Regions from separate parts of the Homo sapiens genome. Here all the other regions are linked to region 3. Evidence: chromatin contacts called from ENCODE Hi-C or POLR2A ChIA-PET data. All regions are on one chromosome and are shown on one strand. The core of a region is the stretch at or near the end of the contact, and the rest is flanking DNA. Distances in the headings are between cores, read along the strand shown. Region 1 has its middle 90 kb from the start of SP3. Region 2 has its middle 67 kb from the start of SP3. Region 3 has its middle 47 kb from the start of CDCA7.

The links. Hi-C counts contacts between places; a loop is a spot of excess contacts on that map. ChIA-PET counts read pairs that join two places held with the same protein, here RNA polymerase II (POLR2A). Pooled maps may share reads with other maps.
Region 1: a loop to region 3 is called in a pooled map, with 2.2 times the contacts of the local background. The contact joins two enhancer-like sites. A Hi-C loop is called at or near these places in 4 of 168 maps with a recorded cell type or tissue (HCT116, IMR-90, ectodermal cell and 1 more), 1 of 37 single-sample maps with no recorded cell type and 12 of 50 pooled maps. POLR2A ChIA-PET finds 5 or more read pairs at or near these places in 1 of 52 experiments (Panc1).
Region 2: a loop to region 3 is called in a map of naive thymus-derived CD4-positive, alpha-beta T cell, with 3 times the contacts of the local background. The contact joins two enhancer-like sites. A Hi-C loop is called at or near these places in 5 of 168 maps with a recorded cell type or tissue (HCT116, IMR-90, ectodermal cell and 2 more) and 11 of 50 pooled maps. POLR2A ChIA-PET finds 5 or more read pairs at or near these places in 2 of 52 experiments (Panc1 and activated T-cell).

What each region holds. Positions count from the first base shown.
Region 1 is chr2:173,873,310-173,876,546 of GRCh38, reverse strand. No RefSeq gene overlaps it. Among named protein-coding and RNA genes, the nearest start is that of SP3, 90 kb to the left of the region's middle. RefSeq lists a silencer at 1,384-1,513. Within about 2 kb of position 1,531, at least 2 of the 41 ENCODE cell types and tissues checked have a DNase peak (open chromatin) inside an H3K27ac peak, as active enhancers do.
Region 2 is chr2:173,896,593-173,899,944 of GRCh38, reverse strand. No RefSeq gene overlaps it. Among named protein-coding and RNA genes, the nearest start is that of SP3, 67 kb to the left of the region's middle. Within about 2 kb of position 1,669, at least 4 of the 41 ENCODE cell types and tissues checked have a DNase peak (open chromatin) inside an H3K27ac peak, as active enhancers do.
Region 3 is chr2:173,400,442-173,403,938 of GRCh38, reverse strand. No RefSeq gene overlaps it. Among named protein-coding and RNA genes, the nearest start is that of CDCA7, 47 kb to the right of the region's middle. RefSeq lists a silencer at 1,274-1,443. Within about 2 kb of position 1,383, at least 2 of the 41 ENCODE cell types and tissues checked have a DNase peak (open chromatin) inside an H3K27ac peak, as active enhancers do.

The DNA.
Region 1 (3,237 bases), core at 282-2,781, 470 kb before region 3:
GATCTTGGCTCACTGCAACCCCTGCCTCCCGGGTTCAAATGATTCTCCTACCTCAGCCTCCTGAGTAACTGGGACTACAGGCATCTGCCACCACGCCCGGCTAATTTTTGTATTTTTAGTAGAGTCAGGGTTCGCCATGTTGGCCAGGCTGGTCTCGAACTCCTGACGTCAGGTGATCCACCCACCTCGGCCTCCCAAAGTGCTGGGATTACAGGTGTGAGCCACCATGCCCGGCCCCTAGAAGACCCTTTGAAATATGGATTTATATCCTCAGTCATTGACAACAAGCCTTGGCCTCTGTGTATATTACACTTTAAAATATTGGGTAATAATAGATGTACATGTATTTCATTTATTTATTTATTTAGGGACAAGGTCTCACTCTGCAGTGGCACAATCATAGCTCATTGCAGCCTCAACCTCTCAGGCTCAAGTGATGCTCCCTCCTCAGCCTCTCAAATAGCTGAGACTACAGGCATGTGCCACCATGCCCAGCTAATTTTTAATTTTTTTTGTAGAGATGGGATCTTGTTATGTTACCCAGGCTGGTGTCAAACTTCTGGATGCGAGGGATCCACCTGCTTCAGCCTCCCAAAGTGCCGCCATTACAGGCATGAGCCACCATGCCTGACCATGTATATGATTTATAAATAAATAAATAAATATACATCTAGTAGGGAGTTATCCTTAAATTTTTCCCTATGGGGACGGTGAGATTAAAAAATGGTTTTGAGATGAGTGGTATAGGCGATCAAGACCTCTGCTATATTTGAATTTTGAGTTTGTGAGCTACCCGAAGCTTTAAAAAATGAGAGACAGAGAGAGAGAGAGAGAGAGAGGCAGGGCGTGGTGGCTCATGCCTGTAATCCCAGCACTTTAGGAGGCCGAGGTGGGCGGATCATGAAGTCATGAGTTCGAGACCAGCCTGGCCAATATGGTGAAACCCCATCTCTACTAAAAATACAAAAATTAGCTGGGCATGGTGGTGCAAGTCTGTAGCCCCAGCTACTCAGGAGGCTGAGGCAGAAGAATCGCTTGAACCCGGGAGGCAGAGGTTGCAGTGAGCCAAGATTGCACCACTGCACTCCAGCCTCGGAGACAGAGTGAGACTCCGTTTCAAAAAAAGAAAAAAGAGAAATGAACAGTTAGGACATCATTTTCGTGCTCAGGAATGACAAAACAGACCAGACTGTTTCCTCAAGGGAAGTAAAGCTCGTCTCAGCTTTCAATAAAAAAAAAAAAGAAGAAATTTTTTAATGGGGTCTTTCCTGTGGGGACCTGGGTGATACAGTGGACAATATCCTCAACATTTTTCCCACAGCAGATGCTGTGAGTTTCATTTGACTGCTTCTCAAAGGACTTTTGAGCGTTCTGTAATTGTTGGCTGTTATTACTGTAAATGCTGTGTCAGTGATTGGGATCTGTGTAGTGCTAGGTCCATTCCACAACCAAACAGCTTAGTTTTCACTTTACCCTGTAACTGTGAACTGGTGGTTGGATGCTTGGCTGATCATGCTTCACCCTTTGCCTGGCATAGGCAGGCATTGGCTTGGGTGCTTCCCCTTTCTTGTGCTCTGATTTCCTTAAATCTGTGCAAAATGCTTGTCATAATATTGCCTGACAGTATATATCAGTCCATATTTTTCTTTATGAATGTTTATTCCACAATTCAATTTACATCATTGAAGCAGCAACCTTGTGATTTCTTTTCACTGTATTCTCCTGAGACTCCCAGCCAGGTCCCAATCTTCTGACCTTGTGGGCCTCTTCACTGAATGAGGTTTGCTCTCAAGTTGCCTAAGCTGAGACTTTCCTGTCTAACTGAAAACTTGCAACATTGAAGCAAAGAGCTGCTCCTGTGGGTTATATTTTGGGGCATTTCTTCCAGCTCAGATGGGAAATTTGAGATAAATTTGTGTAATGTTTTAGGAATTTCTCCCCTGCTCTCCCTACCACGGTACCCATCAGGTTCTTCCTATGCAACAATTATATGCACTGGCTTTCGAAAAGAGCCCCCAGGATGGGCCCTCTGGTGGAGGGGAGGGGGACCCACCTTCACGGATGCAGTTAGACATGCTAGTGCTTGTGGCCCAGTTGAGACATCTGGGACCTCATTAAGAACGAGGCTTAAGGAAGATGCCAAAGGGCTTTTAAAAGATATCTCTGAAACCACAAAAAACCTTCTGCTCTATATCCGCACCAGGTGAAACCAGGGCTCACCTTTCGCTGACACACACTGATGTAGCTACATTGGTTGTCTGGATGTGGAAATCCATCCATGTATGTCAGTACGTGGCCACTGCCACAGGCCCGCTTCCCGTGCGCTCTCCCTCACCCCAGCTGCTCTGGATGCCACAGGAAGCCTCCATTCCTGCCCCACGATCCAGAACCTCACCCCTGGATTAAAGTAGATGGTAAGGCTGACTTCTGCACGGTCTCCCTATGCTGTGGGCCCCGCCCAGGGGCCTCATGTGTCTCCCCTCTCAGAGTCTCTTTCCTGCTTGCCCCCCACATCCTTGATTCCTTTGAGGCTTCATTGTCTCTATTGGAGAGTGCTTTTGTCACTCACAGAAATGACCTGGGGCAAGTCCTCTGGCCTCAGATCATCCACTGCCAAATGGAGATGCTGTGTGAAGTTAAAGAAGAAAATGACTGAGGCCCTGGGCTTAGCATATGGGAACCTCACAGGAAGGTGAGCTCCCTCCTCTTCCTTCTCCTCTTCCTTCCCCTTCCCCCACTGTCTTTCTCACTATCATCTTCATGATCATCCTGCAACCTGGGACCCAGTTGTGCTCTCAGCCACTGTTTGCCAATCTCCATTAGGGCAGGAGAAGTGAATTAAAGGGCTGGTAGTGCTCAAGTGTGTTCAGGAAGGGTCAGGAGGGGCAGTTGAGAACTTTTATCCTTCCTGCTCCAACCTATCCACTTCTTGAGTCTTGGGGCATGTTCAGGAGAATGAGGGCGTGTTCCAAATTCCCCAGTGACTTCCGGGAAACCTTTCTAGTCTTTTTATCCTGTAAAAGATAGCTTCCTACATGTCTTCCCTTGCTTCTAAACACTTCTTTTGAAGCACAGTAGTGAATAAATGAAGGAAGCTCCCTGCTGGGCCTTCTCTATGCTCTCCTACCCCCTTACTTGTCTGTGTCTTGTAATTGTTATCTTTTCTGGCAAGTCTGATTTCAGAGGCTTTGTTAGGTGCTCTGACAGTGGTTCCCAAACTGGTCGGCACATCGGAAT
Region 2 (3,352 bases), core at 420-2,919, 500 kb before region 3:
TTTTCCTTAAACATGATCCTCTAAGAGCTACAGTATAACTCTGCTAAATATCCACAGATGTGACATCTGGAGCACTGTGCCCCAAGCCTGGGAGAGCCTGCGTATAGGCCTTGTCTACTTGGCACGTTTAGATTCATGAGGGGACCTAATAAACCTTTTATGACTTTCAAAGAAAGAACATAGGGCCTTACTTGCTCAGGCTCTAGTGTTAAACTTGAGGCTCACTTGATAAGCCAAATTCAGGGCAGCAAAAAACTAAGAAAAGTTGATGATGGGAATGTATCTTTCTAACCAAAGTGTTCCTCAAATCTACTCCAATATTGGAGACAGTGAGTCAACCCTGAAATGGAGACTAGAAACTATAAGGCAGCAACATATGCACAAAACCAACTTTTTTTTTTTTTTTTTTGAGATGGAGTCTCATTCTGTCACCCAGGCTGGAGTGCAGTGGTGCAATCTCGGCTCACTGCAACCTCCACCTCCCGGATTCAAGCAATTCTTTTGCCTCAGCCTCCCCAGTAGCTGGGACTGCAGGCACATGCCACCACGCTCAGGTAATTTTTTGTAGTTTTAGTAGAGACGGGATATCACCGTGTTTCGATCTCCTGACCTCGTGATCCACCCACCTCAGCCTCCCAAAGTGCTGGGATAACAGGCGAGAACCAACGCGCCTGGCCAAAACCAACTTTTTAAAGCAATATTCTGCCCTATAAGTCATTATGTGACTGATGACGCACAGCAAAAGCGACAGTAGGTGTGAACACCATCCGGAACCAAGGTCTTGTGTTACCTAGTCTCCTCTCTGCTGGGCTGGTTTCTTTTTCAATTGGCAAAGGATAAAGGGACAGTTTTTTGAGATATTTCTCATGTCCTAGAATTTAAACTTAGGACACAGAGGGCAAAGGCTCGGAGGAAAGAAGTTAGCCGTTAACAGCTATGGCTGTGGAGAAAGAAGGTGTCCTAGAATGTGCGGGAGCATCATGGGGCCGGACTCAGCCTGCAGCGCCAGTGCTGAGCGACCTCTTTTAACACTCTGTACTTAAAGAACAACCAAAGGTGGTATACAGTCTTAACATTATTTGAAGGTGGCTTTTTGGACTCTGACTCAGTGTGATCGCAGCTTCTTTGTTCTTGAGGACTTTATCCCATCACAACTGTGAGATCTGGTGGGGAGCAAGCTGCAAACTTAAATTCCTCCCTGGTTTTGCTCTACAAGGGCAGAGAAAACTGTCCCTTTGCAAACAGTCATAAAATTAACAGGGTCACGGCATGGGTTCTATCAACTTGCTAGACTGTCAGGCAACCAGCTGCAGAAGGACCTAGGCCTTGCTCGTCATTGACCTCTAAGAATTAGCAGCACCGGGTTGCTAACTCCTTTGCTTTTGGCAGTTACTTCTGTCTTAGTTTCCCTATTGCCCCATGGGCAGGCAGCTAGGTGAGTGAAGTCTGGGTTCGCCTTGTCTCATTGTCACCTACTCCTCACTCACAATCAGGTTCTTGAAAGAGTTGCCCACACACTTTTCACTTCCTTTTCCCCTGCTCTCCTCTCAAATAACTCCCATCTGGTTTCTGTTCCTTCACTTCACTAAAGATGGTCTTGAAAAGGTCAACAGTGACCTCCCTGTCACTAACGCATGTAACATTGAAACATTCACATACTGCCTGACCTCAGTGTTCACATCAGTTGGCTGTTCTCCATTTGTTGAAGTAGATTCTTTCCTAATATCTACCCATGGCCCAGCTGTTTCCTTCTTCCTCTTTCCGCTTCTCTCTCTCCTTTGCTAGCTTTTCTTCTTGTACCTGGCAGTTAAATGTCGAATTTTTCCCAGGCTTGATCCTGAGCTGATTTCTCTTCTCAATCCGCACTCTTTTACTGGATGATCTCATTTGTTCTTGGGATTTCCTTTTACTGCAGACGTGGGCAACTCCCAAGTTTTCCATCTTCACTCCACTCCTCAACTGAGTTGCAGGTAAAATATTGAATTACCTATTTGGCCCCTGTTTTGGAACTTTCACAGGTACCTCAAACTTTATGTGTTCAGAATTCAGTTTCTGAATGTCTACTCCTAAACCTGGACCTTCAGTATTTATCTCAATGAATAACGTCATATGCTTCTCGATGCTCATGCCAGAAAGGGGAAGGTTAACGTTGACACCCTCTCCTTCCCATTCCCCATATTGATCTTGTTGATTGTCCAAGTGTCTCAAAGCCATGCATCTCTCTACATCTCCTCTACCAGCATCCGAGCAACAGCCATCATTTTTTGCTTGGATTACAGCAGTATCCTGGAATCTGGGCTCCTCGTAACCACTCTTCCTGACTCTGACTAGTCCACACTCCAATCAGCAGCCCAGAGTGATCTTTGAAAATGTCAGTCTCCTTAAAACTCTTTATTGGCACTTCACCTAGCATCCCGAGGCTTTGCCATGCCTGGCTGGGCCTCTGCCGGCTTCCCCAGCCTCCGCACACATGAGCCTGTCCCTTACTCGCTGTGCTCTGACCAACTACCCTTTCTCACTCAGATGGCTCAGGTTCCTTCCACTTGTCTCTGCATCCTGTGCACTTGGTTAGGGCTGCATTATGACTTTCATAGGTCCTAGGCACTTTTGCCTTATAGACTCCTTCATAAATATATTTTTAAAATTATGACTATATTGGTACAAAGATGAATATAATCTAGGTTGGATTCATTTTTTATTGAGATAAATGTACATAAACAAATGAGCCATTAGCATTAAAAAATTTTAATTGACAAAAATTTTACATACTTATGATATATAGCATATTTTGAAATGTATACTTATACATTGTGTAATGGCTAAATCACGCCAATGAACATATGCATTACTTCACATGCTTATTTATTATGTGTCAAGAACACTTAAAATCTACTCTCTTAGAAATTTTCAAGTATACAATACATTGTTATTAACCATAGTCACCATGCTGTACACTAACCATCTTAAAGCGTACAATTGAGTGGCATTTCATACACTGACAATATTGTGCAATCACTATCTCTACCTACTTCCAAAACTACCTCAAAGAAAATCCTGTGCCCATTAAGCAGACATGTCCCCATAAGCCCCTCCTCCCAGCCCCTCAGAACCATTAATCTGTCTTCTGTCTCTATGGATTTACTTGTTCTAGATGTTTCATATAAATAGAATCATACAATATGTAGCCTTTTGTGTCTGGAATCTTAGTGTAATGTTTTCAAGGTTCATCCACATTGTAACATGTACTAGTAATTCATTCCTTCTTATGGTTGAATAATATTCCATTGTATGTATTTACCACATTTTGTTTATCCACTCATCAATGATGGACATTTGTGTTTTTTTTCCCACC
Region 3 (3,497 bases), core at 134-2,633:
ACTTTGGGAGGCTGAGGGGGGCGGATCACCTGAGGTCAGGAGTTCGAGACCAGCCTGGCCAACATGGTGAAACCCCATCTCTACTAAAAATACAAAAATTAGCCAGGTGTGGTGGTGGGTTCTTATAATGCCAGCTACTCAGGAGGCTGAGGCAGGAGAATCGCTTGAGCCTGGGAAGCGGACGTTGCAGTGAGCCGAGATTGCACTACTGCACTCTAGCCTGGGCAACAAGAGCGAAATACCATCTTAAAAAAAGAATCATAGCAGACGTTAGGATCAGAACCGATCTACAGGAATGCAGAAGTTTCTTCACCCCTAGAACTTTGCTCTTTTATGCATACTCAGTATTTCTCAAGGTATGCTCCACAAGACACAAGTGCCTAGAACATAGGTGCTTTGTGGAAAGGAAAAGACAAAATGTCATGGTCGTCATGGTCAGATAAGTTTTGGAAGTGCTGGATCAGACAAATTTAAGTGGGCTTTTTCATTTGTTTGTTTGGACTGTAGAACTTATAGGACTTGTAACAAGATTTCTTTCCACAAAAGTTGGGGGAGTGGGGAATGCACAGATAGTGCCTACAGGCTTTCTCAGACTCTGACATCAGAACACTTTTTACCGCATGAAATAAATACCTGGGAGCCCCTTAGGGTCCAGCAACCTTTCACACAACGTAGCTTAGAAAATGCTGTGCCGAGCCCCTCTTTCTCAGCTATTTCATGGGCTGGAATGGCATTTGTCCACATTTTGTGGGGCTTCCTTGTCTCTCTGCAGATGCTTCTGAGCCAAGTCCAGAAGACGTGGGAAGTGGGGTCTCTTGGCACTGATGTAGCTACAGCACGAAGGTATTGTGTTTCTCCTTCCTAGGCACCCAAAGTGAGAGCAGCAGGGCGCAGCAGTGCCCAGAGCTGACTGATGGCATCAGGAAATCTAGCTCATCCCAACCACAGGCAGTTTTTAAAATTGGGGTTGTGGCTCCCCCTGCTAAAGGTATCCTCACAGGATGTCATATCAGAGCTCAGCCCCCGAGTGAGAAACAGTTATGCCTAGGGGTATGGAAGGGAAAAAGAGGAGGAAACGGGGGCTTTAATTTCCATCCCTGACTTTTTCCCGGCTGCCTTTGTAAGACTTTGGTCACCTGCTCCTAAAATGCCTCTTCAGCTGTGTTTCTACAGAGGTGTTAACTGCTTTCCTCACCGGGGACTGTGCAAAGGGAGACCTCTGTTTCTGGTTCAGCGACATTACCCACGGACCTTGTTACCAACCTTGGCGACCAGAGAACGCTGATCTCCAAAGGTCTAGACCCGGTGAAACAGCGTTCGGTGGCCACTGACCGGTTTCCAGAGTCAGAGCTCCCCCTGCTGGAATCCAAAGCACGTCGTAACCCTGTCTGGACGTATTTTATTCCACAAGACCGTGCAGCCCTGATTGAGTGAACTTTCCACCAGCCACTTTATCCTCATACACAGGCATTTTCCGAGGAGGACTTGAGCCGACATCAGTGTTTGGCCATTCGCGGTTCTCGCTTCCCCTTGGTTATTTCCCCTTCGCTGAAATATATTCTAGTTTTCCCAGCCCAGATCTAATTGGACTCCTCCGGGCTGGGAATTTAGGTTTGGGAGATTTCCCAAATTAAACCATGAAGTTTATCACTAATATAATTACATTTCTCAAATACCAGACCTTTTGCATTGCTCATCTAGATGGGGGAAAGGAAGAAAGGAAAAAGTGAGGAAGGGAGGGAGAGAGGGAGGGAGGGAGGGAGGGAAGGAAGAAAGGAGGGAAGGAGGGAAGGAGGAACAGTGAGTCCTGCTTTTCTATCATGGGATAATAACATGTCTAAAAAAAGTGTTTCCCTTAATTGGGACCCAGGGGACGGAGAGTAGAAAAATACCTCCAGAAAGTCCCCCTTCGGAGTGGGGTCTAGAGCACAGATGTTGGGAATCAGGTTTCACTCTGCTCCAACAGCTCAGCCTTTCCATGCCATAAGGACCCTGCGCTGTCTGCCGAGGAAAACAACGAACAGTAAACCTTTGCTCATTTCTAGCTTCATCTTCAGAGACCGGATTCTCCAGAATTCCTGTGGCTGAGTAATTCCATGTCCCTTGATTTGGGGAATTCCTCCTAGGTAAAGCTTTAACAGACACCATTCTATTTGAAATCGCAAGTACTGTGCATCTTTTCATTTGCTAAAGGAGAAGAAGAAGGGAAAGAAGGAAGGAGTAGAACCCAGTCAGTGTGAAATGTGTATCTCTCCTGTGGGACAGCGGCAAGGTTTTCTGCTGGTTTTCTAGATCAAACGAGGACTCCTTATGAACTACTGGCACAGAATTTCGAGGCTCTTTATGACTTAGAATTAGGGAGCATGTTGGCTGTGTTTTCCTCCTCCAAAGGTGGAATGTGTGGCCATTTTGGGGCACCTTGAAAATAAAAAATGGAAAGATACCAAATGCAAAAGCCTAAATAAAGGCATACCTCCTTCAACTCAGTAAATAATTATTCAGATTTACAAAAATGAATAAATAAGGGAGCAAATCTTCATTTTACAGAAGTATGCATACACCATGAGATTCCTTTACATTCCAAGTTCCCCTGATGCATAAAACATATGACTAGATTTACAAAAACTTGATTTACACAATTTTTTAGGAAAACAACTTTGCAGAAAGATTAGGTATGATTAGATGCTAGAAGAGCTCTTCTCTCAAGGGAAAACAAATGAGCTTAGCTAACGGGAGATGGTGGAGTTAATAACCAAAAAATTCTTCATGCCATTTGAAAGAGTTGATTTCAATATTGTGAAGTTCTTAAAGATTTCTTAGGCAACTCCAAATGACTGCTTACAGGCATGGGAACAGAACTCCTGGAAGGGACTGCAGCAGGAAATGGGCAGTGTTCAACCCTTTCTGAACTCAAGGGTTCCAGAAGAGAGCCCGTGAGGCCAAATGTGTCAGCTAGGAAATGATAGGGTCTGCCCCCTGTAGGGCAAAGGGAACCTGTACGTTGTCCTTGAAGGACTGACATATTCCTCTCTCCTTCTAAACGCCAGTCCTTCCACTTCTATGAGGATAAATACTGGAGAAAGGAGAGAAGAGGAGGGGAGGGGAAGGAGAAAGGGAGGAGAGGGAAACCTGTGTGGCACTGAGGGCGTTTGGCTGAAGCTAAAAGAAGAAACCTAATTCTAAGTGAATACATTTGTTCCAGAGAGGTCTAAGAAGACTCTCGGAGCCTTGCAGCCTGGAGCTGGATTTTCCTCTGAAGCCCTGCCATGCAAAGGGCAAACAAATGACCATGTAGATGATGCAAATGAGGGTTTCTCATGTATTTCTCCCTGAATGATCGAAGACGCTTCACTTTAAAATTCATACTCAGAATAATTAGCCATTCTAACCTTTAAAAAAAAAAGAGTTCACATGCATACTCTTTTCTAATAAATAAATACTGCCCTGCACCATTTTGAAATGTCTAGGAATTTCCGTCATATTGTGGTCTAATCTCT